Linked DNA regions of Homo sapiens: region 2 is linked to region 1. A link is a loop called in an ENCODE intact Hi-C map of the cell type or tissue named here. Cell type or tissue: HCT116. All regions are shown on one strand. Links, peaks and the distances in the headings refer to the core of each region. The heading gives the core; the rest is flanking DNA. Region 1 has its middle 29 kb from the start of MIR30C2. Region 2 overlaps COL9A1 (collagen type IX alpha 1 chain).

Region 1 (16,743 bases), core at 3,494-11,493:
ACCCTAGAAGAAAACCTAAGCAATATCATTCAAGACATAGGCATGGGCAAAGACTTCATGACTCAAACACCAAAAGCAATGGCAACAAAAGCCAAAATTGACAAATGGGATCTAATTAAACTAAATAGCTTCTGCACAGCAAAAGAAACTATCATCAGAATGAACAGGCAACCTACAGAATGGGGGAAAATTTTTGCAATCTATCCCCCTGACAAAGGGCTAATGTCGAGAATCTACAAGGAACTTAAACAAATTTAGAAGAAAACAAAAACACTGATCAAAAAATGGGCAAAGGATATGAACAGACACTTCTCAAAAAAAGACATTTATGTAGCCAACAAACATGAAAAAAAGCTCATCGTCACTGGTCATTAGAGAAATGCAAATCAAAACCACAATGAGATACCATCTCACGCCACTTAGAATGGTGATCATTAAAAAGTCAGGAAACAACAGATGCTGGAGAAGATGTGGAGAAATAGGAACGCTTTTACACTGTTGGTGAGAGTGTAAATTAGTTCAACCATTGTGGAAGACAGTGTGGCAATTCCTCAAGGATCTAGAACCAAAAATACCATTTGACCCAGCAATTCCATTACTGGGTATATATACCCAAAGGATTATAAATCATTGTACTATAAAGACACATGCACACATGTGTTTATTGCAGCACTATTCACAATACCAAAGACTTGGAACCAACCCAAATTCCCATCTGTGATAGACTGGATAAAGAAAATATGTCACATGGAATACTATGCAGCCATAGAAAGGATGAGTTCATGTCCTTTGCAGGGACATGGATGAAGCTGGAAACCATCATTTTCAGCAAACTAACACAGGAACAGAAAACCAAACACTGCATGCTCTCACTCATAAGTGGGAGTCGAACAATGAGAACACATGGACACAGGGAGGGGAACATCACACACCGGGGCCTGTTGGGGGCTGGGGGGCTAGGAGAGGGATAGCATTAGGAGAAATACCTAATGTAGATGACAGGTTGATGGGTGCAGCAAACCACCATGGCACGTGTATAACTATGTAACAAACCTGCACGTTCTGCACATGTAGCCCAGAACTTAAAGTATATATATATATATAAAAGTTTCTACACTAAGAATAATCACAAAAGTTTCTAAAATAAAAGTTCTCTAACATGTAGAGCAATCTTTTCTGATTGAAAAGTTAAGCCTTCATGAAACAGTCCATTGGCTTCACAGCCATATCAGATTGAGAATCTAAGTTGGTGTAATACATCTTTTGAGCTGCATTTTTTAAAGCTTTGGACTGTGTCAGTGAAGTATGCAATCCTATTGATCAACTATTCCAACTGGTTATCCCTGAGATTACAAAACCTTTTTCCAGAATTAAAGGAGAAAAGCGTCAATTTTTGATGAAACCTTATAGGGAAGATAAATTTTAATATGCTAATTTTATGCCAGAAACAAATGAATATGTACAACTTATTATGATAAACATAACTTCTATAGCATTTGGAATTTTAAAACCTTATGGACCTTCCTGGGCCACTGGGAGTTAACAGATAAGATTTTTTGAATCATAGATTCAATGCAGGTCAAATTGGCCTTAGTTTTGCTTGCCCTAATTTCAACTAGCATGATTACCGTGATGGAATCAGGGTTGGGTCAATATTCTCTGGCCTTCTGTAGGGGCACTTTAGTGTAGAAACAATCCCAAGGCAGAAGCAGTAGACTACAATTATGTTAAATTATTTTTAGGTCCATAAATGGATACATTTGCGGGTTCTATTGTTACAAAGAGTGATAAGATAAAACCTTGTTTTCAACTGCAGATTCCATGTCTATGAAGCAGGAGCTATCAGAACATGATAGTAGCATGTTCCTTCCTTCCTTGGTGCTGGGTGAGGGAATGGTGGTGTTGGTGAAAGATGAAGATTAAGAATAGGGAAATATTAGGAATAACAATAAAATCAATGTTTTTTCAAGTCTGCACTAAACTGAAATAATTTGCTTGTATACTCAACTTGTATGGAGATTAAATAAATATTTTTCACAGTCAGGAATAAAATGGCTATCAACCCCCTCTGTTTATAAATGTGGTTCTCAAAATCTAGGCTTAGTATGATTTATTAATGATGATATAATGAAAGCCATCTTCATATTAATTAAAAGTTAGTTTTATTAAATATAAAAAACAAACACAAGAATAGCAAGGAAACTACTAAATAAGAAGACCTCTGGGATGAGGTAGTGGGAGCAAGGCAGAACTACTCCCAGGTATAAAAATGTGTTTCAAAGCTCTTTCATTAAATGGTAAGTACTGGCACAAGAATAAACTGTCAGATAAAGGGAGTAAAATAAACCTCCAGAAGTAGATCCAGCTACATATAAAAATTTATGACAAAAGTGGTATCTCAAAAATCACTCGGACAAAAATGCTCTGTTTACTATACAGTGTGGGGACTAGTGGATAGCTGTTTGGAAAAAGATAAAGGTAGATCCATTTCTTTCATCACACCCAAGAATAAACTCCAAATGGATCAGAGATCTAAATATAAAAAGTAAAACTATGCAAGTACCAAAAAGAAAAAAAACACCCCATGAGTGAATTCTTCTGAAACCAGTGTATAAGGAAAAGCTTTCTAAGTGTGACTACGGTCCCATACACAATAAAAGACTGATAAATTTGACTACATAATAAAAATTTTACATGGCCTGAAAAATACCACTAAGTCAAAGACAGCTGACAAACTGGGAGAAAATAGTCACAACATATATCAGATAAAAGGTTAACTCCTTTATTTGAGAACTTTCTAAAAAAAAGGAAAAAAGATCTACAGAAATCCTATAGAAAAAGACCTGTAGAAATCCTATTGAAAGAAACAAAAAGATATAAAAATAGCCCTTGATCACATGAAAATATATGTAATTTTAATCACATAAAAATGTAAATTAAAACTACATTGAAATTCCATTTTTCACCGAAAAAGTTGGCAAAAATTCAAAAGCTTGATAACACATTCTGTTGACGAGACAGTGGAGAAACAGCAATGCCATACTTGCTGATGGATAGGTGCAACTCCTCTGGAGAGGAATTTAGCCATCTATAAGCAACTATCTATGCCCAAATCTCATCACAGAAATCCCTCTATGAATTTATTTTAAATGTATATCTTTAATAATATGAAACTATAAAAACATAGGTATTAAGTTATTCATAGAATACTGTTTATAATTGTTGAGCATAGAAGATTGGTTGAATAAACTATGGTACATACAGAAAATGGAGTACTATACAGCTGTAAGACAGAATAAGGAGGAACACTATTTACTGTTAGGGAATGATTTCTGGGAGACTTAATTAAGGGGAAAAAAGCAAAATGCAAAAATGTATATATAGTATGCTAACTTTGTGTATAAAAGAAGGGACATTTTTAAAATTTATATAAATGCCTATTTTTACAGAAAGGAACACTGGAAGCACAAATCAGAAAACAAGTTAGTTGCCTTTAGGAGTTTGGGGAAATTGGATAGAAGGAATACAGAAAGAAGTGACACATCTCTGATTATACCTTTTTTGTACAGTTTGACTTTTGAAAGCATGTTAATATTCTACATATTCCAAAAATAAAATCAATATGAATAAGAAGGAAGTTCCTTCTTTTTTTTTTTTTTTTGAGACAGAGTCTCGCTCTGTTGCCCAGGCTGGAGTGCAGTGGCATGATCTCGGCTCACTGCAACCTCCACCTCCCAGGTTTAAGCAATTCTCCTGCCTTAGCCTCCCGAGTAGCTGGGACTACAGGTGCGTGCCACCAGGCCTGGCTAATTTTTTGTATTTTTAGTAGAGACGGGGTTTCACCGTGTTAGCCAGGATGGTCTTGATCTCCTGACCTTGTGATCCACCCGCCTCGGCCTGCCAAAGTGCTGGGATTACAGGTGTAAGCCACCGTGCCCTGCCAGAAGGAAGTTCTAAAACTGAAAGCAAACTAAAATACATGAACCTAACTATATTTCAAATAAACGCCACAGCCATACTAAAGGAAAGTAAAGGAAGGAGGAAAGACCAACTAAAGTAACTTATAAATACAGTATCTAACTATATCCCCTCATTCTTGGGGTAGGAGGGGAGGAAGAACTGCAAGCAAATCTCAAAATCTTGGTAGATTTGTTACTGTAATGACATGGGCAAAGCAATTCCAAACCTACTTCAGGTATACCAAAGGGTTGCACAAATGAATAAATGTGTTGATGTGGTTGGAAGTTCTCACTGTGGAAGAAGGGACATATAAATATGGAATGATGGAAGGCAAGAATGTATACTTTGGGAGTGGATTGGAACTGCAGTTTTGATATGAACTCATAATTTCTCAAATATGCATACATTTATGTGCACAGATAGATGCACGTGTATATTTACACATGTCTGTTTATTGATGTGCATGTGTATGCGTATGTGTGTATGTGTTTGTTTATACATATGTGCCTAGATTGCCTAGCTCTCCTTACTGAGAAAGCCAAGAAGCAAAGACCAGAGTAGCCATGAGCAAACCTAACACCCAGACCATGGTCCTCACTAAAAGGAACCAAGGCTTCTAGGAGAAATGTCTGATTCCAGGGTTCAGACGGAGTAGCTTGCTCCTGAGGAAATGGGCTACCTGTGGCATCCAACATTTGTATTCCTCTTCCTTCAAATCCTAGGGAGCCAGCCATAGTTTCTTCCACCTACTATTGATATGGTTATCAGCCAGTTTTCCTGGGCTTCCATGAAGTTTATAGTGATCCTCAGGATATTAAAGAACTTCTACCAATCCCAAATTGTCATTTATTTTTATCCTGTGTTCCTGTGAACACTTTTTTAAAGGCAATGTAAAACTTGGATCTTAATAGCCATCATAGTAAGCTTCCCTTATTTGTAATTGGTTCCACATTTCTACTCCCATATGTTTTTGTCAGACATTATAAATCTGAAAGGTTTTCTAGAACACAAAATAAATGTCAGAAACAGAGGCAACAGCAAATTAAACAGCTTACATTGCAGAATACACTCAGTATAGCATGGATAAAAACTCATTGGTCAAGAGGATTTACAGTGTGAATTTGCTGAAGCTTATTGGCCCTACAAGCTCAATAGCTGACAGTGCAGCTGCCCTCAGAGCATGGGGAAAAATACATCAGAAACAAATGGCACTCTAATAAATTGGCCCTCTAACATCTTCCAGATGTGAACATAACATTTTTACTACCAATAGGATTTGAGTGAAGATTATAGTTTAAATTATCAGCCACAATAGTGTGTCCCAATCCCTGGGGCAACCTACCTGAAGGAGAGTTACCTAGTCACCCAGAATTGCTGCCATCCAAGGCCTTTGGCCTTTACATTTACATGGAGGCAGGTCTGAGCTCTGTTCCAGACAGGCTCAACTTAGTGAAGCAGGGTCCAAGCAGTCACCAAGCAGACAGGCTATGCTTCTTTCCTTGTAGAAGAGTTAGGGCGAGGAAAAGCAACTGAAAGTTATTCTTCCCAGGGTTCAGATAAGGCGTTAACTGCCTAATTTACAGGCCCAAGAAGGACCTGCACGTCATGGCAAATTTTGAGTTCTGTAGTTTTTTTAAGTGTGAGCTCCCAACTTTCTAGCATGCACCTCTTGCTTCTGCTTCACACTGCTAAGCCATTTTTCCCTTTTTTGTATGAACTTTTATGGCTCCTTCTACAGATTAATTCTGGCATAACAGAAGAGGCTCAAATGACTGTATTATAAGACTGAGGCTCACCCAACATCAATCTTAGTTACATGAGCTGGATTATTACCAGTGTTAATGTTTATTTGCTTAATTTGCTTGTCTTTGGATGAAAAGAAAATGGGATACCGAAAGCATTATGGAGGGAAAATAGATTTTCGTCTTCTCCCTCTCTATCCTTGAACTACCTAGTACTGTACTTTCAAGTGGCTTATGGAAAGGATTAAAAGTGAAGGGTGAAAAGACAAATAGGAGCTGTTTCTATTGTCAGCCTCTGAAGTTCCATGAACAGGCTGAAAGTTCAATTGAGGTCTATGAAAAAATTAGGAGATGCCAAAAGGCCAGCAGCCAAGATTTGTGTCTTTGTGCAAGAACTGAATAGCTACCAACAAACTAGGAAATTTTTAAAACCTTGCCAATGATGGAAAAGTCCTATGAAAAAGAGAGTGAGAAAGGGTGAAACATTTCTGAAATAATTAGATTTATGAACTCGTAAAAGAGTGTTCTCTACAGATCCTAGGCCTCTACGCATGTAGATAACTGAAATTTTAAGACTAAGAAATGACATTTTTTTTTTAATGATGCTGTTAGTAATAGTGGTTGAAATGACTCAGAGCTAACTTGGATTACTTTAGTGAAGGGAAGTGACGTGCATAATTATTAGTCAAAATTGAAGTTTACAACAAGCAAATATGTAAATTTGTAAGATGATTCTATTTTTAAGTTAATAACATGACATCTAGAGGATTTTTTTCTCAGTAATAAATTTCATTAATTACATTCAGAAAATAGTGATTGGCCCTTCTTAATTTTCTTATGCTTCTGAATATTTAAATTAAAAATATATCTATTTTGGTCATCTTTTTAAAAAAGATACTAGTCAACATAGTGAAAAAATTCTGGCTGTGTAAAATGAATTGAAACAAATGCCAAAAAGTAGAAATGTTTTTTATAAAGTGGAATTTGAATTTTTAAGATTAAAGTGACAAAAATATGATTAAGGCAAATATGTAGGATTTTATTTACTGGTCAATTTATAAAACATGTAAATGCTTCAAAATGCTTAGTCAATAATAATTTTCTTTTTTATAATTAGAATCTTTATCAGAAATGAATTTATTGCTGGTTATTTCTGTAAGGACGACTTTTCTGTTAAATCAAGTATCTTAACAGAAAGTTGGCTGTAATAACAGAGAAGAAACAGTAGAGGGCACTTTAGTTCTCTGACAAAATAATAGCATTTCTATAACCTTATAAAAATCAGTAAAATCGACAATGAGATTTGAACTACCTAGTGAAGGTTAAACAAAAATGTAAAGCAAGTTCCTCTGCTTCGCATAGTCTAACAAAAGATATTTCAGGTAAATTTCAACTTCTTTCCTTAAGCAATTCACATAAATCAATTGGGTACCATATGAAAAACATGTTCTCAGATCTGCAAATTAGTGGATCCAACATTTCAAGAGAATTTCATTTTTAAAAATCACACAATTATTTGGAAATTGCCTGACTTGTTGGATGCAGTTGACTTAAGTCAATAAATTCTCATTATCCAGGATTTTTAAGAGGCAAATTGAGTACTCTAAATATGTAAGAATTAGCAGTACATAATTGTATATTTCTTGGTCTTAGACATGTTTCTTATTCATAATTTCCTCTAAAATCATCTTTATCATCATTGCCATCACCATCATAATCATCATTTCAAGGCATAGTTGCCACTTTCAAGTATGTTCCACTCTATAATAATTGAATAAAACAATAAATACATGAAAAAGCAAACAATGGAAAAGACATTGCACAGTTAAATCTAAATTGTGTAGTTTAGTTTGTAAATGAACTCAGGCGAATCATTAAAATTCTCTGGGCCTCAGTTTTTACATTTTATAAATGAGATTCCATACTTGACGATGAGACTCTACAACACTGTCATCCATTCTTACTTTGTATATTGTTCTGTCAAATTTGGTCATCTGTGTCCTAGTTCTCAACAGATTTATGGTGTTTCTTAACCTTTTAGAGTTTAAAGACCTACTGGAAAATCTTATAAAATATATGGAGCTTATACCCCTAAAAAATGCTGTAATGTATACCTTACTCAAAATGAGCATTCATTTCAGGAAGTTCGAGGACCTTCAGAAATCAATCCATGGGCTCCACAAGCACTGTATCAAGAGGCATTCGAGACCAGTCTGGGCTAGAGGGTGAGACCCTGTCTTTATGAAAAAAGAAAAAGAGAGAGAAAAATGAATATTTGATAGAGGCACAAATCATGCAGTTCCCACATATTTGGGGGTTATTCCTAGAAATTTCGTGTGCTGTTGTTGGGTAAAGATAGGCAATGAGGATGGAGAGGGAGGTAGGCCATATCCAGCAATTTTGGACTTTATGAAACAAGAGGAAGTAAACTGGAGTGTTTAAACATAAAGGTGGCCAATATGCATTTTGGACAGCAAAATCAGAAAGTAGAATGTGAAATAACTGGAGAAGAAAGACAGGAAGTGGGGAAAACATCAGTTTGTCAGCACAATAATCTGGGTTGGAAATAGTGAGAGCCTATTTTAAAACCTCTCCAACATTAAGGATGTTCCCTTTTCTAAGATAGGCCTACTTTGATTCTGTATAAAAAATAATAAGACAAAGTTTTCAAGCACTAAGGGACACTTTGAAATTAGCCAAACGTTTGTTCTGTAATTCCTTTTGTTTTTTACTCAAGGCAACAGTTAGATGTTAGCAACCTTGCTTTTGTACCCTTTTGTCTACATAGGGTATATCAAAAGCTTAAGCAGCCTAGGAGCCACTGAGGAGATGTGGCAACTCCTCCTGAATAGGAAGATATGGAGGGCTTTGCTCACCATGCACATCCAAGTTCAGTGACAGGTGTTCTAACTACTTTTATTACCTCCCTTGGGGCAACAAGGGTGGCAGAAATGATTGACCACTCATATTGTCATTTAAGGCTGGACCCAGGTGGAAATGCCTCTCCATTCTCTAGTAGCCAGATTAAAATGAGCAAGCAAAATTTCTGGATAGGGAGGTTTATCACAGGATTTTAGTGAAAATTAAATGCAACATATATAACTTTATGTATAGATTGTCTTCTAGGAAATTTGTAGACAGATCCTGTTACTGCCTTACATTACCAAGTCCATTTGTTTTCTATAAGAGAGGGAAAATATCATTAATTTGATGGCTAGGATGAGATAGAGATGTCCTCATTCTATTAAGGGAAATTTAACTAGGAGCCTCCAAAAATAAAGCCAGAAATAAGGCAAGGTCAATGGAGTTGGAGAAAATAGATTAGATTTGAGCATTAGTTTGTTGAGTCCACTCGGACCTTGGCATTTAGTTAGATGTGGGAAGTGAAACTGTTGGTTCTAAACTATCTATAGAACAAAACCCACATCCCTCATTGGAAGCACGTCACGATCTGGCTCAATCCACCTTCTAGCCTCAGGTCCACCCACTGCCCACCTCATGGTCTGTGTTCAGTGGTCACCAGGCTACTAAACACACCATGCTCCTTAATGTCTGTGGGACGCAATGTCCTCTTGAATAAGAATGTCCTTCCCCACGACTGTCCCCCTCTGGTGAAATCCTATGCATCCCTAAACCTAGCCTCAAAGTCACCTTCTCTACTTAAGCCCTTGTTGACTCCCTGTCTACCTCCTGTAGGCAGAATTAACCGCCTCACTCTCTGGGCCACCTCGGACTGTGTTCATATGTATAATGCTCATCATAGTATACAGAGGTGAATATTATTCACATCCGTCTTTCCCACTACACTGTGAGCTCTCAAAGAAAGGTGGTCTAATTCCTTTCATACTCCAAGCTCCTAGCACAACCTTGGCACATAATATGAAATAGAACAATACTTCTTAAAGAAAAGGAGAGAGAGGAATTACAGTCAAAAGGCTGTTGTAATAATCCAGACAGAACGTCTCATACATATGAGCCTATATTATATATAGAAGGTGGGACTGGGAATAGAAATTCAAAATTATTAAAATAGAATAGTAGATTGGATGTGTAATTAAATGTAGGGACTGAGAGAGGAGAAAAACTTGAAGATGATTCTGACCATGTTTTCTGGCCAATAAGACTGAGAGATCCTAGAGGATATTGTAAACATAGGAAGAAGAGGGAAAGGGAAAGGAAGTTAATTTCTGTTCAGACTTTTGAACTTAACATGAAGGGGGATTTTAGAAGATTGTTGTGTATTCAGAACTGAAACTAAGTTCAGGGCTTACAGCATAATCATAGAAACTATGAAGTGGATAATATTGAAGGGAAAAGAACCAATAACTGTATTTGGGGTTTTGTCTCTAAGAAATGGGGAAAAGAAGAGAAGGAAGTGAAAGGAATCTGTTGAGAGAGCAGGTGAAGTGATCCAAGAAAAGGCAGTGCCATGGGAACCAAGAAAGGAGACCAAAAGTGAAGAATGTTGAGTCTGAGCCAGAGAAGGACTGATGGAGCCATTGCCACTGTAGCCTCAGAGAGGGCAGCTTCACTAGAACAATGGCAGCAGAATGCAGATGGAGCCAGCGGGGAGAGGAGGTGAGGAGAGTGAGTGCAGCCTGCTCTCAAAAATATTAATCTTAACAGGGCTGAGGGATCTTGCTATACATCCTATAAATCATTTCTAGTTGTGACCTACATTGTCTTCTAATTGAATGTTGGCTTAATCAAATTTCATTAAAGTTTCAACTGCCCACAGCTACTAAGATAATTTTTGCTTTTTAAATTTAAGACATTAAAAATAGAATCTCTGTATAAGCCTGGGGTTGGGATGGAGAAATAGCTCGATGATTCATTTATCCTCTCTTTGAAAGTATATCATTTAAATCGCATTATGAATCAACTAATTTAGGGGGTTTTATCCTAATAAGATAAACCCAGAAGACCTTAAAGAGTTCTTGGGGTGCGGGGAGGAGGCACTACCATTAAATCTAGTTGGAATTGCATATGTCCAGCTGCTGTAGGGCTGGGGTCAGGGTTTAATTGTGAGCCCTACATACTTGAAGCCATCATTTCTTACTTGGCTTTCTCCTCCTGTCACTGTAGATTGCAGGCTGTATTGTTTAATGTAGCAAAGGGAGAATTGAAATGTCTGCCTTCCTCGCAGTTGGGTACTTTTTATTGTCTCATCCCCTATTTATTACTGAGGAGTTCTGGACTTTAGATCATAATCAGTGAAGCTTGTGGCTCTCTTTATCCAGTGCCATGCCCAGCTCTGGGCAGGTTTATTCTATTGAATTTCAAATTGAAGACCTGTGTGTGTTAGCCAATTATATTTTAAATACATTTTCTGAACCGGTTTTAGGAAGTTTATTAAAATCCAGTTAAAAAGCAGGCTTTTCAGAGATCAAAGATATTAATTACATAATACATCTCACTCTGTCAGTGGCTTTTTAGAAACTATACTAGATAGATTTCTGCAAAAGAAGTGTTTCTCTCCCAGGGGAAGAAACAGGAGTCCCAGGTGAAAGAAGTTTGAAAGAGCTAAGAAACTTGAGGAAAGAGACTTCTGCTTCTAGTAATCGCAGATGAGGCAATTCCTGCTGAAAACCAATTTTAAGAAAAGCTGTAGTTTATATGTAATATATTTATTTAGACATAATTTACGTATGTATTTTGTTTATTACTTGTTTACATGTTAGCATCTCCCTGCTAGAATATAAGCTACAGGAAGGCAAGAATGTTTGTTTTGTTCAATGATATATCCCAAGCACCTGGAACTCTATCTGGTACATACCAACTGCCCCATAATTATTTGTTGCATGAATCAATAAATTATCTAAAACCTCTTAAGTCCTGGGAGCATTTCACTTTACTACCACAGGGTAGCTCTCTTTAGTGCCCCGTCCTGTCCCTGCCCCTTTACTCTCTCAGACCTCTTTGTTCTCCCACCCAGTGCACTTCTACTGCATCTCACTCCCCCAGAGAACACAACCCAAGGGAGAGTAGCCCATCTCCTGTTCCACTGTTTAGTGAAAAGAATCCTCCATTGTCTTTTGTTCATTCTCTCCCCATGCAGTGGACATGAGAGAAAGATCCCATAGCCCTCTTGGTCTTGGTTGGAACAGGAGGAAAATGAAAACTGGACATCCATCTTAGGACTTAATCCTACGGAGACCACAAGCTGGAAGAGGCACTCAATACTAGCATGGCTTCTGTGGCATTTTGATGAGTAGTATGGGCTCCACACTGAAATATTAATATCTTATTGTTTTGATGATGATGATGATGTTCATTGGCCCAGGGCAAAAGGTAAAGGTTGTGTTATAAAGCTGATCTATTCAATATCTGTGGATGTTAACTCCACCCCATCCCCTTATTGAACAATTACGATGCCTATAAATATTGTATTGAGAAAGAAAAAAAAAACTAAGGCAGAAGATATCATATTACCTGTCCATATGTGACATTTTGGCTGGCCAAGCCATAATGGCCAAAGAGGAGCAACTGTCAAAATTTAAGTGGGGTTAGAAAAGAAGAGAGGAACTTGCACGTTTGCACCTACAAGGACCCTCTTTTCTCCTCTGGTAGCCATGGAAACCACTCCTTGGACCTCCTTTCAAGAGACTCTGCATGGGGAGCACAGTTGACTGACAGCTCCAATTGCTGCTCCTTCGAGTCCACCATGGCACTCATGCCCACGCAATGTTTCCTCCAGGGTTCTCCAGGTAGAGATGGAGCAGGTGGGGTTGCCAGAGGCAGGCCATCAGGCCATCTTGACTGATGTGGGACTTCTAATGCTTCCAGGTCTGAAGGCTCACCTGCCACTTCCTGCTCCCTCCTCCTTTACCCTTCACAGGAGTTTCCTCCCCATAAATTTCTTGTGTATCTAGTCCTGTCTTGGCATCAGCTTCTTGGAGGACTTGAACTGATATGCACTCAACAGCCAGTAAATCCTGCTAATTCACAAAATCCTTGATTATCAGTACTAAAGAAAGACACTGGGGGTGAAGATGTCATCTTCTAAAAGACTTACTGGGGATAATCTACCACCAAATGTAGGTGGCAAATGCCATCTTTGATCACATAATGGAATCAATGAAGGAGGTTATTGATCTGGTTCAGAGGTGACTTTAGAATGTCCCAAACCCTTTAAATATGTGTGTATTGAGTATGTGTGCAATTCTCCTTGAAGAACATTTATACCTTTCATCTCATTAATCTACAAAATTATCAGCAGTGGCAGCTAATTGTCAGTTAACTAGGTAGTTGACAAGTCACATTAACATGAAATCTGTGTTTCATGTAAATAAAAAAAATAAAATGACTTATTTTATGCAATAATAGTCATGCCTCCATTTTTCACTCCAAACTAAGTGAACTTTAGTCATCCTAGGAGCTCTGCAAACTAAGCCTCTAGTACAAAAACAATCAGTACTGCATTCTTCATCTAATTCTGAACTTTAAAAGAAAACATGCTTTAATTTAAATAGTTATTAACATGAAAGAAGTAAGTAATTGAGAAATCGGTAGGTTAATTTTTCATATTAGGGAATTAAATCTCAGTAGAAGATGCTTCAACTCTTAGCCCAGACAATGCTTAAAGTTAATCCACTGGAAGATAGTGGAAATACAAAGCACCTCTAGCAGCTGTTCTCAAGGAGAAGGTTTATGTCAGCACCGCTTACATCAACTATACTCAGAACATTTGTGTCAGCAGCATAAATGCTGGCATGTCAGCATCTCTGTTTTATACCTACCCCCCAAAATGTGCATAGTTTAATTAGACCAAATACAGAGAATGGTTTGTTTATAGCTCATCCTGGAAGTAATAGCTTCCTAAGGGAAACATTCCTGCCCCACCCTGGGGAACCATCTGATATTTGTCAGTGAAAAACCAACCCCTCATGGCTTGTTCCCTACAGGAAACTCTTCTCAGAAAGTAATAACTTTACTCCTGGATCTAGTAGAATATTTTTCGTGAGTTGGGACCAATAATTTGTCTGGACACCCACAGACATCTGTGCTCTACTACTACCAACTTCAGCTAAGCACTCTGAATTCCTCCCTGTGCAGGTTTATCTTGTTCGATGCTCAATTTCAATGTGAAAAAGAAAGCTGCAGAGAGAACTAGCAGAATAACAGAACAGCCCTATAATCCACTGTTAGGTTAAAATAAGTGAGGCCTTCAAAGGGACAGCAGGATCCTTGGAAGGGAGAGTAGCTCCATGAGCAGAGAATGACTTAGGGACAAATAGAGAACTCACTTCCTTTCATCCTGGAATGTTTTTTGAGTTTGTTTGGTCCTTACCTTGGTAGAAAATTCTTGCTCAGTATTCTCAATGTCTCAGTTCCTAGTACTGAGTGATAATTTTAGGAAGCAGCTCAAGTTCATTCCTCAAAAACTAAGGGAAGAGATTTTGTTGAGTGGGGGAAGGTTAACAGTTGCATAGTGCATAGGTTGCTATCTTTTCAGTCACCAAGGGGAGAATTAAATCCAGTTAAGGTTTAGAAAATATTGAATCATTTGAAACCCTTTCTATGGAGAACAAGGTGCTAGGGATAAATGTCAGAGGAGTGTTAAAATAAGACTGTGTTAAGACTTTTGAAGAAGAAACCAGAGATCTCTCTATGACAATGACAACCAGATACTAACTTCTGACGAAACAGTCGCCACCTCCAGCTAAGCTCCTTCCTGACCACTAGCTGAGTTCCTTGTATTTCAGTTTCTACTGGCACCTTCTTTTTCTAAAAGGAGCAGTCACCTAAATCCTGAATTAAAACATTTGTTCTGAAACACACACACACACACACACACACACACACACACACAGCGATACTTGTAAAGCATTACTCTTCATTGCAGAGATATCATGGGGTAGTCAGCAAGTGTAATGTGGCCATCATAAATTCAGATCAAGTGAGGGCCCTTGTCTTGGGTTTTTGGATATATACTAAAAAATCTTTTTACCAGGGCTCTGAAAGAGACCCAGAAAGAAAAATAGAAAGCTTAACTTGGGGCTGCAAATGTCCTCACACAGTAGCAGTTAATGCTTCTGCAAATGCCTATGGCTATAACCCCACTGACTCTTAAAAAGAAAAAAAAAGTATACAAATCTTTTTTTCCAGTTTGACCAATGTCTGTTTCACATTTTAAAGATATACTTTCATAGTCATAATTCTGGAAAAGCCAGTTATGGACATGAGGATCAGAGTAAAATATATTAGGTGTCATATGTTACTTTGTTAACACAGAGTAATAATTTTTACTTGCACTGCATCTTTTTGAAAGATCACAAATTGCTTTACTGCTGTCACTACAGAGCCACTATTCAATCATTTTGAGGAATTATAAAGGACATAAAGAAACTTCTGAAGATGAAAGAAGGAAAATGCTTTTCCAATCTAATAAAAAAGGAAAAAGATGTGTCACAGGAAATCACAGATTGCTGGACCTTTATGAGTACCAGGGCAAATGATCAAACAAGCCCTTATAATACTACATAAGATATGTAGCAGTGACACAGCTTTCTGAAGAGCATCTTACTAACTAGGATTATGTGTGTGTGCTTTTTTTGAAGTAGTTTTAATGCCAATAGATTTCTGAGTCCATTGCATTGAATAAGTAACAAGGTGTCATGGACTGGGAATAAGAGACATGGATCTAGCCTTGTCTCTTCCCCACGTGACTCTGAGTAAATCACTCATCCTTTCATTTGTTGGACTCTCCTTCCATAAAATCATGTAATATTTCTTACTTGTCAACATCCCTTGGACTACAGCCCTTGAGAAGTTTAGGCCTGGGGCCCCAAATCCTCAGGCTATTTGTCTCTCTATTAAATGCCATCTAGGGTGGCTGCTTGGCTTGCAGGATACCCACTGCTGAAATGCATCTCTTTCATGCAGGAGTTTTGGGATGGAAAATGGCCATACCTGGACCTCAGGATCGCACTCTCCTTTCCTCTTGTACACTGCTGATTAGTGCAGACATAGACACTTTATTCAAACTCGGTTGATCAAATTCTCTCTCCCAGGACACTGAATGGAAAGACAGAAAGACGTACAATGATAGGAAATTGTCAGTCTAGAGGGTCACAAGACATTTTAAAATTGTGAAATATAATAGCATAGAGTAAAATAGATCAGAGGGCGGTAATCTTAGCATCTTTTCCCACCACTCACTGCAGTGGCTTCCTCACAGTGCGTAGTACTAGATGGGGCCAGCAGTGCTGGTCAGAGACTCCCATAGGTCCCATTTCCTATTCCTCCTTTTTGGAATGCCCCACTCTACAACCGTTCGCCCTCATGTAGGGTCAACCAGATGCCCCCAAATAGTTGAAACTCTGGCCAGTGGGGTCATCCTGGGGCCCTGTGGCTGGACCCTGGTTCCAGGAGGTGGCCTGGTGAGGGAATTACTCTTGCCGGCTGGCACAGGATTTCTTTTGCAGAATTGTATGAGATTGGGCTGCCAGAATAGTGTTGAGACACTGATTTGGGAGTGCTACACACCCTATGGGGTCCTGTCAGTGGGCATCACTAGTGGTAAGAATAAGGCTTGTTTTGTGAGACTTTCATTCATATATATAATTATGTAATTTCTATGTAAATATTATATAGATATATAAATATTTTGTATATAAAATTCTTACATAATAGAGAATTTTTATTAATATGTGTTGATATTATAAATTTATATTTATATATATTAAGTTGACATACAATACATTTCTTATTGTGAGTCATAATAAAATATGCTGCCCTTGGTGAACCACCACCTTCACCTAAAAATAGATTAATATATGTAAAACTAGTGTGGGTAAATGGCAGTAGCAACACATAATACAATTATAGTTTAATTATCTCAATCAAATCAATAACTTATGAAAGGCAGAAATGAAGAAGAAACTTTTTTTTTTTTTTTTTGGTAGAGACAGTTTCACCGTGTTGCCCAGGCTGGTCTCAAACTCCTGGCCTCAAGTAATCCACCCTCCTCAGTCTCCCAAATTGCTGGGATTACAAGTGTGATCCACTGCTTCCAACCGAAGGGGAAACTTCTATACCA
Region 2 (16,743 bases), core at 3,187-11,186, 1.1 Mb after region 1:
TTCATAATAGTGCATATTCCACAGACTTGCTAGTATATCTTTAATTGAACTTTGGAATTTTTGCCGATCTTATAGGTTAAAATAGCATCCTTTTTTTTTTTTTTTTTTTTTTTTACAATTTGCATTTATTTTGTTATGAGAGTGAAGTCAGGGAATTTTTCATATATTTAAGAGCCATTTTTACTTCCTTTTAGTGGCCTGCCTGCTCATGTATTTTGGTCATTTTTTTGCTGTTGTGTTGTTGGCCTTTTTGTATTGATTTTAGGAACCCTTCATATTTTGAATCTTAATAAAAAGGCCAATCTGAGGTCATAATTCTCCCTTGTTTTCTTTTGATTCTTAACTTACAGTAAAATACTTGATCCATTTGTATTTTATCCTGGAATAGGGTGTGAGGTATAGATCTAACTTTTCTTTTCCAGTTGACTACCCACTTCTTCCAATACCATTTACTGAATTGTTCAACTTTTTCCCACTTTAAGACACCACCTTCATTATAAACCCAAATCCTGTATGTATTTGGGCCTACTTTTTGGGCTTTCTATTCTGTTTCACTGGTCTGAGTATTCAGGGAGCAACACCACACATTTTAGTTGATTTAATATCTGGTCAACTTAATTCCCTTCATGTTGCTTTTCTTTATGGAGTTTTTGTGGCTTACTCTGGCTTATGTGTTTTTCTATACAAACTTCAGGATCTTCTTTTCTGATAAAAAATGGGTTTGTATTTTTATTAAGATCATGATGAAAATTCAGCTTGGGGAGAACTGGCAATATTTTATGATGATATCATTTCTATTTAAGAATGATTTTCAAGTCTTCTGGTGTCCTTTAGAAATGTTAAACTTTTTGTCATGTTGGACTTGCCTATTTCTGATTAGTTTTATTCCTCGTTATTTAATATTTTAATTGTTATTATAAATGGTATCTTTTTTACTATGTCTTATTACTGGTTGTGTTAATATATATAAAATTTTAATTTCCATATATTAATTTTGTACCCTGCTAGTTGACTGAATGCCACTGTTTGTAATAGTTTTTGAGTTAACTTTCTAGAGTTTTAAGATATATATTCATATCTCCTGAAAATAGAGATAGTTTTAACTACTCAAACCAAAAGTTATATATTAGTGATAAAGTAGGCGTCTTTATATTGTTCTGATTGTAGTGGAACTAATTCTTGTGTTTCCCATTAAGCATAATGCTAGCTTTTGGGTTGAGATAGATATATTTTTCGTGTTTAGGAAGTGGCCATTGGTTCTTATTTTATTGAATGTTTTATCAAGAATGCATGTTCAATTTTGTCAAATGTCATTCCAGTATCTATGAATATAATAATTTGATTTTCCCCCCTTAGATCTATTAATAGATGAACTTGATTTTTGCCTTGCTACATACTCACTACAATCTAGTTTATGGCAATTTCATGACCTTTTGGTTTCTGAATTTTAGATTTGCTGAAAGTTTAAAGATGCGGAAGTTTATTTTTATAGATATGTAGAAAAATAACATTTCTTTAATGTAATGCAGGTGACTTGGGAGAAAAGGGGGAGCGTGGCCCTCCAGGAAGAGGTCCCAACGGTTTGCCTGGAGCTATAGGTCTCCCAGGTAAGTGTGTTGTATAGCTGAGAGGAGGAGGTAGCGAAATTGGTAGCAAGTACACAGCCTGAATTGAATAAAATTTTAAAATAATTGTTATTTGATCACTTAAGCATATTAATTATTCAGAATGGCTAGCATAGATTTTTCAAGACCAGCTTTAGTAAAGAATTAAATGATCTGTAAATCAAATCAGAAAATAGGTATCAGGACTTGAAATACTAATTTCCTTAAATAGATGCTTCAAGAAAAATAGTGTCAAGGTCCAGGCACAATGCACTTGTTATAAAATTCTGAATAAATTGGATCCTATCTATTTCTAAAGCAGGTGATAGTTTCCTGTTTTTTTTTTTAATCTAAAATGCCAGAGCAGTAGGAAGATTAGCCTGTTTTTAATCTCTTGCACAAGGAGTAACTGAAATTTTATTTTTAAAGCTCCCCTTTCAAACACCCAGACCCTCCAAAACCCCACATCCAAAAAGAAAGAAAGAAAGAAAATACAAAACTGAACATTCCTGCTCATAATCACTAAGAGCCACACATCACAGCTGTGTCAACTGAGGTGACAGGGTAGCCCTTGTGTGAAGGGCCCAGATTCTCTCACTGGGCCTTCTGTTCTCTTTATACACTGGCTACCCTGTCACCAGAGTCCAGGCTGGAACACACTTATCCCTTAGGAAATGACTTACAAGCCCAAGCACAGAGGCAACATAGCAGGGCCAAAAGCCAGTTCAGTTTAAGGGCATGAATGATGCGCAACTTTCCAGCAAACGCTCTCTTATTGTGGGGAGGCAGTGGCTTAGGAAGGCTCCCAAAGCCCTAGGGGTCTGTTGCTGAGGAGAGTTGAGATGATACTTGCTTCCACAATGGTTTGGGAAAACTTGGCTTAGGGAAGTTTAGGAAAAGAAATTACAATTTTCTAATTCTGCCAGAGGCTGATGTATTTAATCACAGCTATAATTGTAGCCAAAAACATCATTGCTTTCCAATTATCCATTTCATTGCTTCTGGGGATTGTGTTCTCATTAAAAAATTTTTTAAAAAAACATGAATGTTTGGAGATAACTCAAACACTGCCTTTCTAAAACTGATTCATGGGCTCATCAAAATGTTTTCACATATTGATAAATTTTTATAATTGGAAATGGAAGATTTATGATTAGTAATGAAAGGAAAATCTGGCTTAAATGGGATTTAGAGAAGATTTTAATATACGGTAAAGCTTGGATTCATTGATGGGTGTGTAGAGGAGAGGAAAAGGAAATAGAATTTACTAAAGGTGCCTGTCTCCATCACCAGTAGTAGGAATAGGAAGTTTTGAGGCTGACAACATACCATCATCACAATTTACTTAATTATCTATATATTTATGAGAAAGCCTAATAACTCCTTCTTCTCTCATTTTATTGACAAATCGCTTAACAGTTCTTGAACCAATGACTTGCACTATTGGCAACATTTTCCTTTATTGAAAATGTATTATGGTTTATAGGGATTCTCACTTTGAAAATAATCTGTTGGTAAGCCACAATTTAAATGTAAAGATGAGAAGATTGAGAAGATCAGCTCCATGTGTGCTGTGTCCCAGACTGTCAGAAGCACATTATCTCCCACCTGCAGTAAACCATTTTCAGGAGCCAAGTTGATGGGGGGCGCAAACGGGGCACACAGTCAGTCAGAGGGGCTTCCCCGACTTGCTTTTTAGAACATCAGACCATCCACGTGTAAGTAAATTGTGAGGCAGGACAAGATCATCATTTGCAGCCCTCCCTAGGATCGCTTACAAACAAAATTATTAATTTTAGCTGATCTTGGATTTAATCTTAAATCTGAATTGTTGAAACATTTTGTGGACCCCCTGATCCAGGGGACTCCTAATACCTGTCCTTTCTGTTTTCCTTTTCCTTTCTTCCTTTGGCCAGTCCTTGCCCCTGCTTTCCTGGGATCACCTCCAAAATCGTTGCCCTCCTCTGATCTCTCCCCTCCTCTCACTTTGCTCTCCCCATCAGCTCTGATTATCTCCCATCCTTCTCACCTCCCAGCTGACTCTTCTTTCTTGATTTCCTTGTCCTGGTTTCTATGTCTCAACCTCGGTAACCTTCCTTTTTTGGACTTTTGTTACCTTTTAATTGAGACGATATCTGACATTATTTAGTGACAAATCTGAGTTCCAGATTATTTTTCAGGAATATAGGCTAACTTTCAAAAGCACAGATGCCAGAGAAGAGGGGTCTGCTGGTGGATCGTTTTCTGCGCTTTGGCGCGGTGTCCTCGTGTAGTGCGCAGGTGAAAGCACCAGCTGAGGGCTTGGGTTTCGAGGTCGGCCCACATTCTCTTGTTGACACCGTGCATATGCTCAAGTCAGTCAAGTTCCTGACATGAGCTTTTTGGGTCATTCCTCCCTTAAAGCTAGTACCTGGAAGTGGGCTGTTTGAAGAGTGGCATCTACAATTCAGACATCCTAGGTTCACGTTTTGACTATGCCACTAACTAACTTTATGATATTGGGCATTTTACTTAATTTCTCTACACCTCAGTTTTCCCATTTATAAAACAGTGATAACAAGAACATCTCTCTGATAGGGTAATTCTGAGAAATAAAGAAACTCAATCCATGTAAATTGCTTAAGACAGTTCCTGGCTATAGTAGGCGCTCAAGAAATGTTGGTTGTTCATACTATTATTAATATATCAAGTCCACTTTTTGCTTTTTAAGGTGGATCAAGGAAAGCTGAGGGCAAAGTTGGGCCCCAGTTCAGCCCCTGCAGCTTTTTTCTCTTGCCGTTGATCAGCAGTAATATATTACTCTTCTCTAAATCAGCACCGCCCCTGATGCCCAGACCTTCCCTCCATGAAAGTCTACTTCAACTCCAAATCACAAATGCGAAGTACTGGGTAGCAGTACATCTTTTCACTGGTTAATTGTCCACTGAGGCTATACTGCTTTTTATTTCTTGGTAGAGCTTGAATGTGACTAGGAATGTGATTTCTGATCTCTCAAAAACATAATATTAATAGGACTTTAAGGCCTGATGAAACTTCAAAAGGATTCTGTGCAGTAATTTGTCTGGAACCGTCTAGATAAAAAAATTCTTTTCTTACCTAAAATAAAGAAACTGCAGAACAGCATAGTCTGCAACCTTCTTTGTTGTTCCTGTTGTTGGATTTGGGGCTCAAATCCTCCTGAATAAAAAAAAAAAAGATAGTTGGATCATTCTTTGTGCTAAGGCATTTAACATATTTTTAACGATGTAACTAATATCATCATTTTCTATCGGTTGTTAGAGTTCCTGTATTCTTTCTGGACAGTTTTAGTTCCCTGTCTCCCCTCTCCAATGCTGTATCTCTGTTTGTTCAGTGTTAAGTATTACATGCCCTGCAGGGACATAATGCTCATTGCTTGTTATGGAACACAGGTTATTATTATAACCTTTACATTGATGATCATTTTGGCTACAGTGCTTTGTTGTTTAAAAAGTACACATGCACAATCTAGTTTGTTTCTCACAGCCAGGAGTAGGCTGGGTGAATATTTAAGAAGTGCAGACATGGAGCCAGGCTGCCAGGGCTTATGCACTATTCTTTTACCTTGAAGTGCTTCAGTTTCCTCTTCAGTGAATGGGAATCACTATGCCTACCTTGTATTTAGAGCATATATGCACATGTTAATACATGTAAAGCTCTTGGAACAGTGCCTGGCATATGGCAAACAGACACTCTGACATTATTTAGTGAAATTTAACTGTTATTATTGTTGCTCCCTTTTTTTATAATATATTTGAGAAAATACAGACTCTTAAATTCATGTCCTGACAAAAGTCTGTCAGGTAATAACAAGACAGATATTCATGCTTCCTGAGTCTATGTTCCCAAAGTGGACAGAATGATTGGCTGGCTGTCTAATCATACGATTAGTTTTTCTTTGCAACCTAGACATGTGAATTGAGCATGTCCCATAATTGCTGAGTGTCTCGCTTCTTTCTCTGCCTCTCTTGCAGAGCTACGTGGATCACATTAGCAATCCCTGGAACTTTAGTCTCCCCCGCCTTCAGTTTTGTGCCACAGGTCAGCTAGTGTTATTGCTTGGTCGGTTGTCTCAAAGACTCTCTCTGCTGCCACCAAACTTGCCCATTGGGACTAGTTCCTCGTCACTCTGAGAATTTTAAAGGAACATATTTATTAATAATAAAGAGTCCTGACTTCCTCTTTGTGCACTCACTAGGGCAAAACATAAATTAAATGACAAATCATTTGAATGTGAACACTAGGAAGGTGACTTGTGAGCTAAGGTGCTTTTTGCCTCTTGGACATGGAAGTTGTAGCTGGCTTTGTGCTGGACTATGCTAGGTTATAAGAGTATTTGGTTTTCTTGTGCAAAGTCCACAGAAAGGTGAGCTTTGCTTGAGACTATTGAGTGGAAAAATACACACGCACACATTCAGTTCTGGGCTAAGTTTTTCAGTACCTAATTTTTCCATTTCCATTGCTGCAGCTGTTTTATTTGGTTGCTGGGCCTTACATAAACCAGTTTATAATTCCTTAAACATATACTGCTTTGTCAAATACCACAACATTAAGCTCAAGAAATATAAGAAACTCCTGGTACATACAAAAAGTCTACATAACCAGTGGATTAATTATGAAATACCCTATTTAATGTGAAAATTATTCACTTTTTTTGTTTTGACTGTATACACAGTCCCTTTTACGCCACAGCATGTATTAGGTGAGGGGCTGCCTCCAGAATGATCCAGCCGAGATGGGCTTCCATCAGTGTAACATGACTACCCTCTAGTGGTTTTATAGAGAATGACATAGCTATTCATTTGTTTAAAAAAAAAACGTTTAGCAATAATTTTAAATATTTTATTTTATTTTAATTGACATATAATAGTTATACATATTTATGGGATATGTAGTAATGTTTCAATAGAAATATTACATAATGACCAGATTAGGGTAATTAGTATATCCATCATCTCAAACATTTATCATTTCTTTGTATTGGGAATATTCAACATATTTATAGGTCCTTGACATTTCAGAAAACCATGTAATCATTAGGCAGTTAGTGTAAGTAATACACACATGAGGCAGGCAGAGCAGAATAACACTTTAGATGCATGTTTTCTCTTTCTGAAGAGTTACAAAGCAGTTGATAGATATTCATGAATGTAGCTGCTGGGCTAACCATTTATGCCCATTTTGTGAACCGTTATTATGAGTCAGCTTCACTTTTTGAGTGATGTGGACTGTGGACATAGTGTCACCCAACTGAGGCTCCCACATAGTTTAGAACATACATGAGAGCAAAGGCCCTGGGTCAGGGCTTTCCAGAGCCTGACAATCTGCTATGTTAAGGCTGTTTTTTTTTCTCTGGTATTTCTACAGGGCAAAACCTCAGAGAAATATCTTAGTTTCTTATGATCATTAGAGCTCTGCAAAAGTCAATACTGTGCTTTGTTTTTGTACCTCTGTCTACTTCCTGGTCAACTCAGGCCCAAGGAATTAAAAAAAATGACCACACACACACACACACACACACACACACCCTGCCACACCCCTCCACACCCTTCCACAGAGTTAAAAAAATCAATAGGTAGGAAAATACAGTTAGTGCAGTGGTTAAGGGTCCTCATTTCTGGCTATATGACTATGGACAATTATTTGACCTTCCTAACTCTCAGTTTATGCATGAGAAAAATGGGCTCAATAATGAGCATAGTGTATGCCCATGGAAAAGAGAAAGCATTCTCATTAAGCATTTGTGGTGATGATGATGATGATGATGATGATGATGACATCATCAAAAGCTCCAAAGGGTAAATTGCTGCATTTGCCAAAGGCAGAACTGGATGAGATGCATGCTTCATAAAATAAATCAAGGGTAGACAGGATGGCTTCATCGACTCTTCCTTCAGAGGATAAGCAGCAATTTGGAATAAACTCAGCAAGGTAAAAAAGAAAAAGAAAAACTTCTCCTGAAGTGTGTTGATGGGGAACCAAATGTGAAAATCTAAAAAGCTATCCTTCTGCTTTTTAATATTGTTAGTGTATTAGAGAATAAATTACTTAAAACTTAAGGTTTTTGGCTGGCTCTACAAATGTTGAAAAAAATTTGAATTAGTTGCTAACATTTAAACATTGGGAGATATTTATTTAAAGACTCAGCTTCCTGGCCTCTCTTGAAAATTATCAGAAGTTCTGGCAACACTGGCCTGTATTCCCCGATGACAGCTGTTAGCTGGAGAAGAGCTGCTGCCCGCATCCACTTTCCAGCTCACCACAGGCCTCACTCCTCCCTTTGGTCTCCCCAACACTTACGTGGAATATTAGTGGCCAAATTTCATTGCATTTGTACTTTACGTTTTCATCTGGTAAAAACAGTGGGGGAATTTCTTAATCCAGGCTTGTTTCTTTATAACATCAGGGATCAGCAAACTTTATTTGTGAAGGATCAGATTATTTGGCTATGGGCACCATATTGCAGCTATTTAACTCTGCCCTGGTACGCCAAAGCAGCCACAGACAATATGTAAACAAATGACCATGGTCGTGTTCTAATAAAACTACAAAAACAAGATTTAGCTCATGAGCTGAAGTTTGCCCACCCCTGATCTCAATGACCATCCCAGCCCCTGTGCTCATTTGGTTTTCTACCTCTTCTTTGGGCATTTCCTTCTCCTAAACTTGATTTGATTTTAAGGCACACCTGGTATGTCTCAGTGGGAACATTCCTAGTGATAAGGTGCATGAAAATCGGATTTAGATCTGGCTCATCTTTTAAACCTTAAAAAAATCAACTTCACCTTTAACTGCATCTGGTGTTAAGGATCTTAACAGGTGCTGCTAAGGGCATAGTTCTGCTACAGCTTTATCTATAGATGCTGTGGATTAGGGAGAAGCTTTCTCAGGGACCTCATCATTAAAAGAAAACACATAATGATCTGCTTCATACTTACTAGGTATAGTTGAATGAAAGTATATGGGATAAATTAGGGAAAATTACTTATATCTCTGCTTATCTATAGCTTTGAGATGGATAAATTCAAAGATAATTATTCTCCCTTAAAACTTATTAATATATTGCCCTATGACATTGCTTTGTGTGGATCGAAGTGTATGCACCAGAGGAAGAATGAGATGTTATGTAAAGCAGGATCTCTAACCTACCTTCCTTCTAAAAATATGTGAGATATATATGAATAAGACCATATTACTACAGTAAGACCAACAAAAGACATATAAAAAGACAACTGAAATAGAAAAAGAAAAGTAAAAACCACAGAGAAAGAAGGAGAGTAACCAAATATAAGCAAATATGTAGTTGAACATGTAGATTTGGCTTCCGGCTTTTTGGCTGAAAGACCAGGTTAAGATGGCTGAGATGGAATGAGGATCCCTATATTATTTTGGCATACACAATTTGTTTTACACTGACTTCTCATCACCACTTTTGCAATAATTGTGTGAAAGTGCTGCTAGTGCACTGGGGTAAACATTCAGCAGAAATTCCTCTTTGTTATGGGGTGCTGTGCCTCAGAGAGTGTGCCCCATTGAGGGCAACATACAACCCTTAAACACGACAAAAGGAAGACAAGCAAGAAATGTCCCCCAGAGAACCTGCTATTGCAAAGTTCATGTTGGGGTCAGCCCTTCATGAGAAAAATATGAAAATTTGTAGGGCACATGGCACAGCCTTCTAAAAGACATTAATCAATAATATCTTAATAATTGTAATAATAGCCCCTATTTATCAGGTGCTTCCAATTGTAGAATTATTATTATTATTATTTTTAAGACGAAGTCTTGTTCTATCGCCCAGGCTGGAGTGCAGTGGCGCGATCTCGGCTCACTGCAACCTCTGCCTCCCGGGTGCAAGTAATTCTCCTGCCTCAGCCTCCTGAGTAGCTAGGACTACAGGCATACACCACCATACCTGGCTAATTTTTTTGTATTTTTAGTAGAAATGAGGTTTCACCATTTTGGCCAGGCTGATCTCAAACTCCTGACCTCAGGTGATCTGCCCACCTTGGCTTCCCAAAGTGCTGGGATTACAGGCATGAGCCACTGCACCTGGCCTGAATTTAATTATTAGGAAGACATTATCCCATCTTGTAGATGAAGAAACTGAGAGATTAGTGACTTGCTAATGTCACATTTTTCATAAATGATAGGGCTAGAATGTAAAGCTATTTGTCTCCAAAACCTGTGTTTTTAACCGCTAAACTATACTTCTCCCTGCCCGGATGTTGCTCAACTCTTAGAAGTAAGGAATACTGCTACTTGCATTCAAAAGAAATATAATGTGAGCCACAAATGTGAGTTGCATGTATGATTTTAAATCAAGTAGCCACATGAAAAAGGTAAAAATAATCAAGTGACATTAATTTTAATAATATAGTTTACTTAACCCACTGTGTGCAAAAGATCATTTCATCATGTAATAGACACAAAAATTATTAATGAACTATTTTACATTTTTTCATATCAAGTCTTTAAAATCCAGGTGTGTTTGATCCTTAGTTCATCTCCATTTGGCCTCATCACATTTCAGCTCTCAATAGGCACCTGTGGCTGGAGGCTACCATGGTGCACGGTGCAGCTCTACTGATGGAAATGGGGGTTAGAGACACTGAGGTCTCTTTCTGCTTTTAATTTCCATGAAAACCCAAGTCCAAGGAAGGGATCTTATTATCATCATCATCATCATCATCACCAATCATCACCAGTCATCATCCATCGCTTCCAAAAGCGTTTGTTAAACCCCTTATCTGAGCGCTGCTGAGCCATGCCCTCTGCCAGTTTGCATCAATGAGGATTCTCCTGTTCACATGTGCAATCTTCTGTGTGTTTCAGGTGACCCAGGCCCTGCCAGCTATGGCAGAAATGGCCGAGACGGTGAGCGAGGCCCCCCAGGGGTGGCAGGAATTCCTGGAGTGCCTGGACCCCCGGGACCTCCTGGGCTTCCCGGTTTCTGTGAGCCAGCCTCCTGCACCATGCAGGCTGGTCAGCGAGCATTTAACAAAGGGCCTGACCCTTGAAAGGCTTACTGCTGCATGGCTGTCTGCATGAACCACGCCTGGTGAAGGAGCCTGGGTGAGAAACACCATCCAAAGCTGGGGCAAAGATGATTACCTTCAGCATGATTACAATGTATTACCTTCAGTATGATTACAGAAGTCCTACTTGACAATCACATATAGAAGAACGGTGCTATTCAGTAAGTTCTCTTTCCTTTCCCTTGGAGGGAAGACAGCAGAGTCATCAGTTAAAAAAAAAAAAAGAAAACCAAACACCTCCCTTGAATAAATTTATACTCCTGTTCCCAGGATCTTGAGCTTTAGTGTGCTATACCTATGTGTCTTATCGTGGGCCACTGTGCCAATAAACAAAAACAACTGTTTGGTTTACCTCAGTTGCAGTAGTTATTTTCATTTAGAAGTTGTTCTCAGATTATTGTTTCAGTTATATAGAGGATTACTAGACTAGTTATGAAGAAACCCCACTACATTCAATGGAATTGGTGCTTAAAATCTCATCGATGTGCTGTCTCTGGAGTGATAAGAAAGGGCTACATCTCCCGAAATGATTTCTTTACGTCATGTATTGGTTTCCTTCTTCACCTTGAACTTTTGTTGAACTGTATGTACTTTACCCCAAACCTGTTAATATTTTGAGCGCTTCTATGTGAAAGCAAAGAAATAATTTTAATACTCTGGCATTCATAAATTTTATTGATGAGATTATTTATTTTAAAGGTTTGAGGTAACATCTCTGGTTGTACCAAAGAAGAAATAAATATGGTTTCTTAATCTCTTGCATGTTTTCTTATAAATAATCATGTTCAATGAAAAGAAGTTACTGAGCTTATTTAGATACATTAAACATTACTTAACTACTGGTTCTATAGGTGTATGTTTATAATATTAGTGTTTTTTCTACATAAAGTAATTTAAAAAGCTGTTCCACAGAGGGTGTTACCCTGTGACAGATGCGTATGTGTGTGTGTGTGTGTGTGTGTGTGTTTTAGTGTGTATGGAGAGAGCTTCATGGACCTTTTCGAAATGTTAATTCCCTAGAAAGATGTGCAGCTGCATGCGCATCTATATTTTTGTATAGTATTTCAGAGATTTCGTGGACTTTTTTAAGTCTAGCCTTGCTTTATTTCTAGGTTAAGAACCACTGCCTTCATTCCAATGGCTTGTTAGCTCCCTCCTACTCAGAACTTTATTGTAAACATGATTTATGTTTCACCATTTCTTGTAAATTTTATAAATGCAGCTCAGCTAAAGCACTGTATTCTTAACAAGTATTTCCTGACCACTTAAGCACTTTATTATTATCTGTGTAATCATATTGGCTTGCTGTTTCATTAACATCTACTTAACTATCCAACAGACTTAATATATTCATTTTATATCACAGAGCCTGTGAGTAACCTGTGCTGGGGCATAAAACAATAGCTCAACATAGTATCTTTAGTTAGTTTATGGAACTAAATTCTGTCAAGTCAAAGGAGAGTGAGCCCTAATATAATTTTTTATATATATTTTTCTCGTGTGTACTTTTATACATTTTAAATTCTAGTCCTAGTTGTTTGGTTAAATCAATCATTATGTAATCTGTATTTGGATTTCTTTAAAACTGCTTACAGCATCTAGTTTTATGCTTCTAGCATGAATTTTGCTTAAGAAGATTCCAACTTTGCCATATAGATCAGTGCTATTTACATAGACTGAAAGAATGTTCTTTCCCTTTTTTCAAATATGACTTTTGAAAATAAAGGTCTCTGTTATAGCTCCCTAAAACAATCCTTAAAAAAATGGCAAACTTTTTCAGGAGCTGTGACACATAATTAAATAAAGGCATAGAAATTATCTTTTCACCAAAGTGCTTTTATTTTAACTAGAGTGACATAATCAAATACAATAAAAGAAAAATTAGATAATCAAACATGTTTCTAAGTTTTATAATATTCATAAGAAAATTAAAAAAAATAAAATTTCAAAGAACAGTTCACTCAACTGTTTTACAAACCTGGTTATGTAAAGGTTGTACAACAAGCTCCACAGATACAGTCAGCAACATTGGAAACAAGCACTTACAAATAGATTATGCAAAACTACCACATTCCAAATGGCAGGAAGAATTCGTTATAAATTTCAGTTAAGTGAAGTAGTTTACAGAAGCAGAAGACACTTGGCTTAGAAATTGCAAGGAAAAGAGCCCAGCAAATTCCCTCCATGAAAGAGAGTTGGTAAATGTTGAATCTGACCAAGCATGTCTCTCTAGCAAAATAGAAATCTCAAATCCTCTCTGAGATATTTTTGAAAGTTGGATAAAGTGGCAACTAGAGCACTCACTGGGAGAGGAGAGTGTAAATAAATAAAGTTGGTTTGAACCTGGCATGTTAATTAAGGGCAAATGATTCCTGATTTATTTCTAGCCGGTGCTTCTATGGCAGTATGATATGATTTTCAACCCTAATAGCTGACAGGTTGGTTAAGAACTGTGGAAATCACTTCCGAGACTGACTGAGCACATAAATTCCCTGGCATGGTTTTGGGTAATTGGCTTCTGCACAGCAGAAGAATATGAATGAGTAGTCATATCAGGATAGATGATCGATTTGATTATTTGGATACTTTACATTTCAAGCTGACTGAACCAATATCGCTATTCTTAAACATCATTAGTAAAATCTGATTTATTTGCCAACTGAAATAAGCTTAATATAAATTCCTGCTGTAGAAGATCACCTCTATTGTGTTTTTAAAATTTTTTGGTGATTATAGTGTTTCTGAGATACAGTCTCTGAGTTTAAAAGTAAACCAAGGCTGGGCATGGTGGCTCACGCCTGTAATCCCAACACTTTGAAAGGCCAAGGTGGGAGGATAGCTTGAGCCCAGGAGTTCGAGACCAGCCTGGGCAAGACGGTGAGTCTCCTGTCTCTGTAAAAATAAAAACAAATTTAAAAATTAGCCAGGCATGGTAGTGAGCACCTGTAGTCCCAGCTACTCGGGAAGCTGAGGTTGGAGGATTGCTTGAGACCAGGAGTTTGAAGCCATGGTGAGCTATGATCACACCACTGCACTCTAGCCTGGGCGACAGAACAAGACCCTGTCTCTAAAATAAACTAAGTAAACCAACATAGGTGGAAAACCAATAGAAATTCTGATTTCCAAATATCAAGAAAATTACTTAAAAATATTTGCTGGTAACCTGGCAAAAGGAGTGAAAACTCAGTATTAAGGAAAAAATACTAGCAAACTAGCAATCTTGCTGTTTATAGAGGGGTGACAAACATAAATGATTTTAAATATCTTTTTAAAAATAATACTTGTGTTCAATAAACATAGGTCAAGCCCTTTTGTGCAAAGTAAAATAAATACTTTTCAATTGTGTAGCCTTCTTTAGTGAGTTGTGATCCAGGACATGGCAGTATAAAGTACCTATGGCTCAAGAACTATTAAATCAAAATGGGCTGACTGTAGTAATGCCTGTCTGTAAATACACACGCTTAAGTGCTCTTTAAATGATCAACGAGAGGAAGTGTAACATATTTGATTGATCTGGCTATCAGGAAGAGGATGCTGCTAACTGAAAATTACTTTTAGTCTTAATAAATGGCAATTCATGCTAACTCTCTGCTTAACATGCCTTCACAAATTACTTTTGACTCCAAGTTATCAAAACATAGCTGGAGAGAGAACAAGGGAGGGAAACTGTCTCAAACAAATTACCTCTCTTTCTGAGATATATTTGAAATTCCATTTTGTCTCTTAAGTTGAAAATATGTGTGTGAAAAGACAACAACATTCTTTAGAGAGCACCTAGTTAATTTATCCAAAGGGGGCCTGAAGATAGGAATAGTTAAGAACTATGTAAGTTATTACCCGGTATAGGTAAACATATAAATCCTCTGGCACGTTTTGATGCAATTAATTTCTGTTAAGAAAACCTGCTATGTATTTAACTACTTATTGCCTATTACCTTATCACTCATGGTGTAAAAGCTTCTATGGATGAGAAAAGTTAATTGTGTTATTTCTTATCTCCCTCAGGGACCTCTATAGCAAAAAGTCTCAAATGATTTTAGTGAGATGATCACTCTGGGGGACAAAAGTCCCAAAGGACTGCCTGCTTTTGGGCTTTTGATTCTGCTTATAATTCTCATCTGAAATAATTAGACTAGGCTTTTTATGAACTGCCAGGGAGATGGGTGACAAACTTGATTATTTCAAGCTGAGCAATGATTCATGTGACAAAGAAAACTATAATGATGGTACAAACATGAACCCTGCAATAGACCAATTAACGTTCCTTGGACACCTGTGGGGCTCATGGTTAGCCAAGAGTGCTTCTGGAGCATCCCCATGGTTGACACCAAACAAAATGGACTGAAGTGTGGAGCTTCAGCCATGGCAAGTGATGAAGAGTAGATATGGCCTTAATAATTGCACCTTAGATTTCCCTGACATAGGGTCAGAACCTTTATTGCTGAGATAGGTGACAAGCTCATTATGCATAATGAACATGTAGGAATCAAGGCCTCAAAGCATTATGCCCATGTGGGATTTTGAATAAAACTAATGCCATTGCACTTAACATGAGTATATTCAATTAAATCGTAAAGAGTTTGATGAGGTAAGATAGAGAACAAACAAAATGGGGGAAAACACACCCTAAATGTTATTTAAAAATAAATAGTTGTAAAATACACCCAATACAACCTGAATTTAAAGACATTAATGTGCTGAAAAACATTTATCTCCAAAATGTACTTTGCATAACACAATACAATAAAAAGTTGTAAAATAGCCAGCATCTTTACTTACACCCAGAAGCTTAGTATGGTCACACAATACACACACTTCTGATAAACTTAAATCTTATTTACCCCCTCATTTAGTGAAGCCTCCCACTTTATTAGTATTCACTTTTGACAAATTCATGAAGCAAGTAGCTAACTCCTCCAGTTGTACCACATCACTCACTATTGGATCTGAACACGCAATTTTTTTTCCATTTAGATTTTCTTAGACTTAGCTTTGGTCTTATAAGCTTGTCTTATCTTTCAGACAAATTTTTGCTGTGCTGGGTCTACTTGTCCGAATAAGTTTTCTCTGTGTTCACTTGGTTCTTCATTCAATTTAACCAAATTGATCAGTTACTCTAGCATTATTTTGTTGAGTAAAACGTTTGGATTATAGCTCCAAGTATGCCACACAATAAAAATGATGACACTCATCTGTCCTATTGCCTGAGACTTTTAGTAGTTGAATAAATTTAAGATAATTAATGCTATCTTAACCAGCCAACTAATAAATGAACACAATTCAATGGACTAAGTCACTTTGAATTACATAGGCATACAAGATACAAATTCAATTATCTTCTGCATCTCCTCCTCTTCAAAGCCTGCATATAATCTTTGTGAGCAGAGATGGTACAAAAGGGGGATGGTACAAAAATGTGTCAACACTCAAGTATTAAGAAATAACGCTGGGAAACTGCGACAGTAAACACTTGTGTGTCTTCAGAAGGTGGATACAGACAAGTATGAAAAATAATTTAAGAACAAGAGCAATGGACAAATCTGCAAAGCTTTTTTGAGTATTCATTAAAACAACGTCAGCAAAACACTTAACAGAAATTCTCAATCCCAGTGTATTATTAGTGTTATGAAAATAAAAACGGTACTTAAAAAAAACAGTGTTTCTAATTGTACTTTTGTAAATAGTGATGTATTCTAGAAAAATATAAACGTTATACAAATATAACTGTAAAATTTTAAGTACACTGAGCAACATAGAGTTTAGACATTGTGTAGTTTTATAAATTGTCTGCTTCTTGTGATAAGCTAAATCTTTTTTCTTGTCTGTTGAGAGTATCTGTCCTGTCTAAAAAGTAGGATAATTATTTAGCTGTCTTCATATTGATCACTAAAATATGAGAGTGGTGTATAAACAGTTATGACTAGTTAATCTGCATGTTAACTAAGTGTATAAGTACATATATATCCACCAAAGAAATAAAATCAAAACAGTCAACAAACCAAAGGGTACTGTGCCTGTTTCATAAAGATGCTTAAAATTAGGAAAAACATAAATTAACAAAACAAATTAACAAAAATTATCTA

Evidence for each region. Peaks named below come from ENCODE experiments on the same cell type or tissue, not always from the same donor. Only the 100,000 strongest peaks of a DNase experiment are listed, where the experiment ranks them.
Region 2: a loop joins it to region 1, with 2.9 times the contacts of the local background. A loop is called at or near these places in 3 of 110 quality-filtered maps.

The regions. Positions count from the first base shown.
Region 1 is chr6:71,339,711-71,356,453 of GRCh38, reverse strand. No RefSeq gene overlaps it. Among named protein-coding and RNA genes, the nearest start is that of MIR30C2, 29 kb to the left of the region's middle. In HCT116, for the core only: a CTCF peak has its summit at 6,941 (motif pointing right); a DNase peak (open chromatin) is centred at 6,943; H3K27me3 peaks cover 1,237 bases.
Region 2 is chr6:70,210,796-70,227,538 of GRCh38, reverse strand. COL9A1 (collagen type IX alpha 1 chain) reads left to right here. Exons shown (of 38, transcript NM_001851.6): 37 at 1,530-1,607; 38 at 10,458-11,413. The coding sequence ends at 10,642. COL19A1 (collagen type XIX alpha 1 chain) reads right to left here. Exons shown (of 51, transcript NM_001858.6): 51 at 15,071-16,743. Among named protein-coding and RNA genes, the nearest start is that of COL9A1, 84 kb to the left of the region's middle. In HCT116, for the core only: a CTCF peak has its summit at 6,340 (motif pointing left); a DNase peak (open chromatin) is centred at 6,393; H3K27me3 peaks cover 3,975 bases.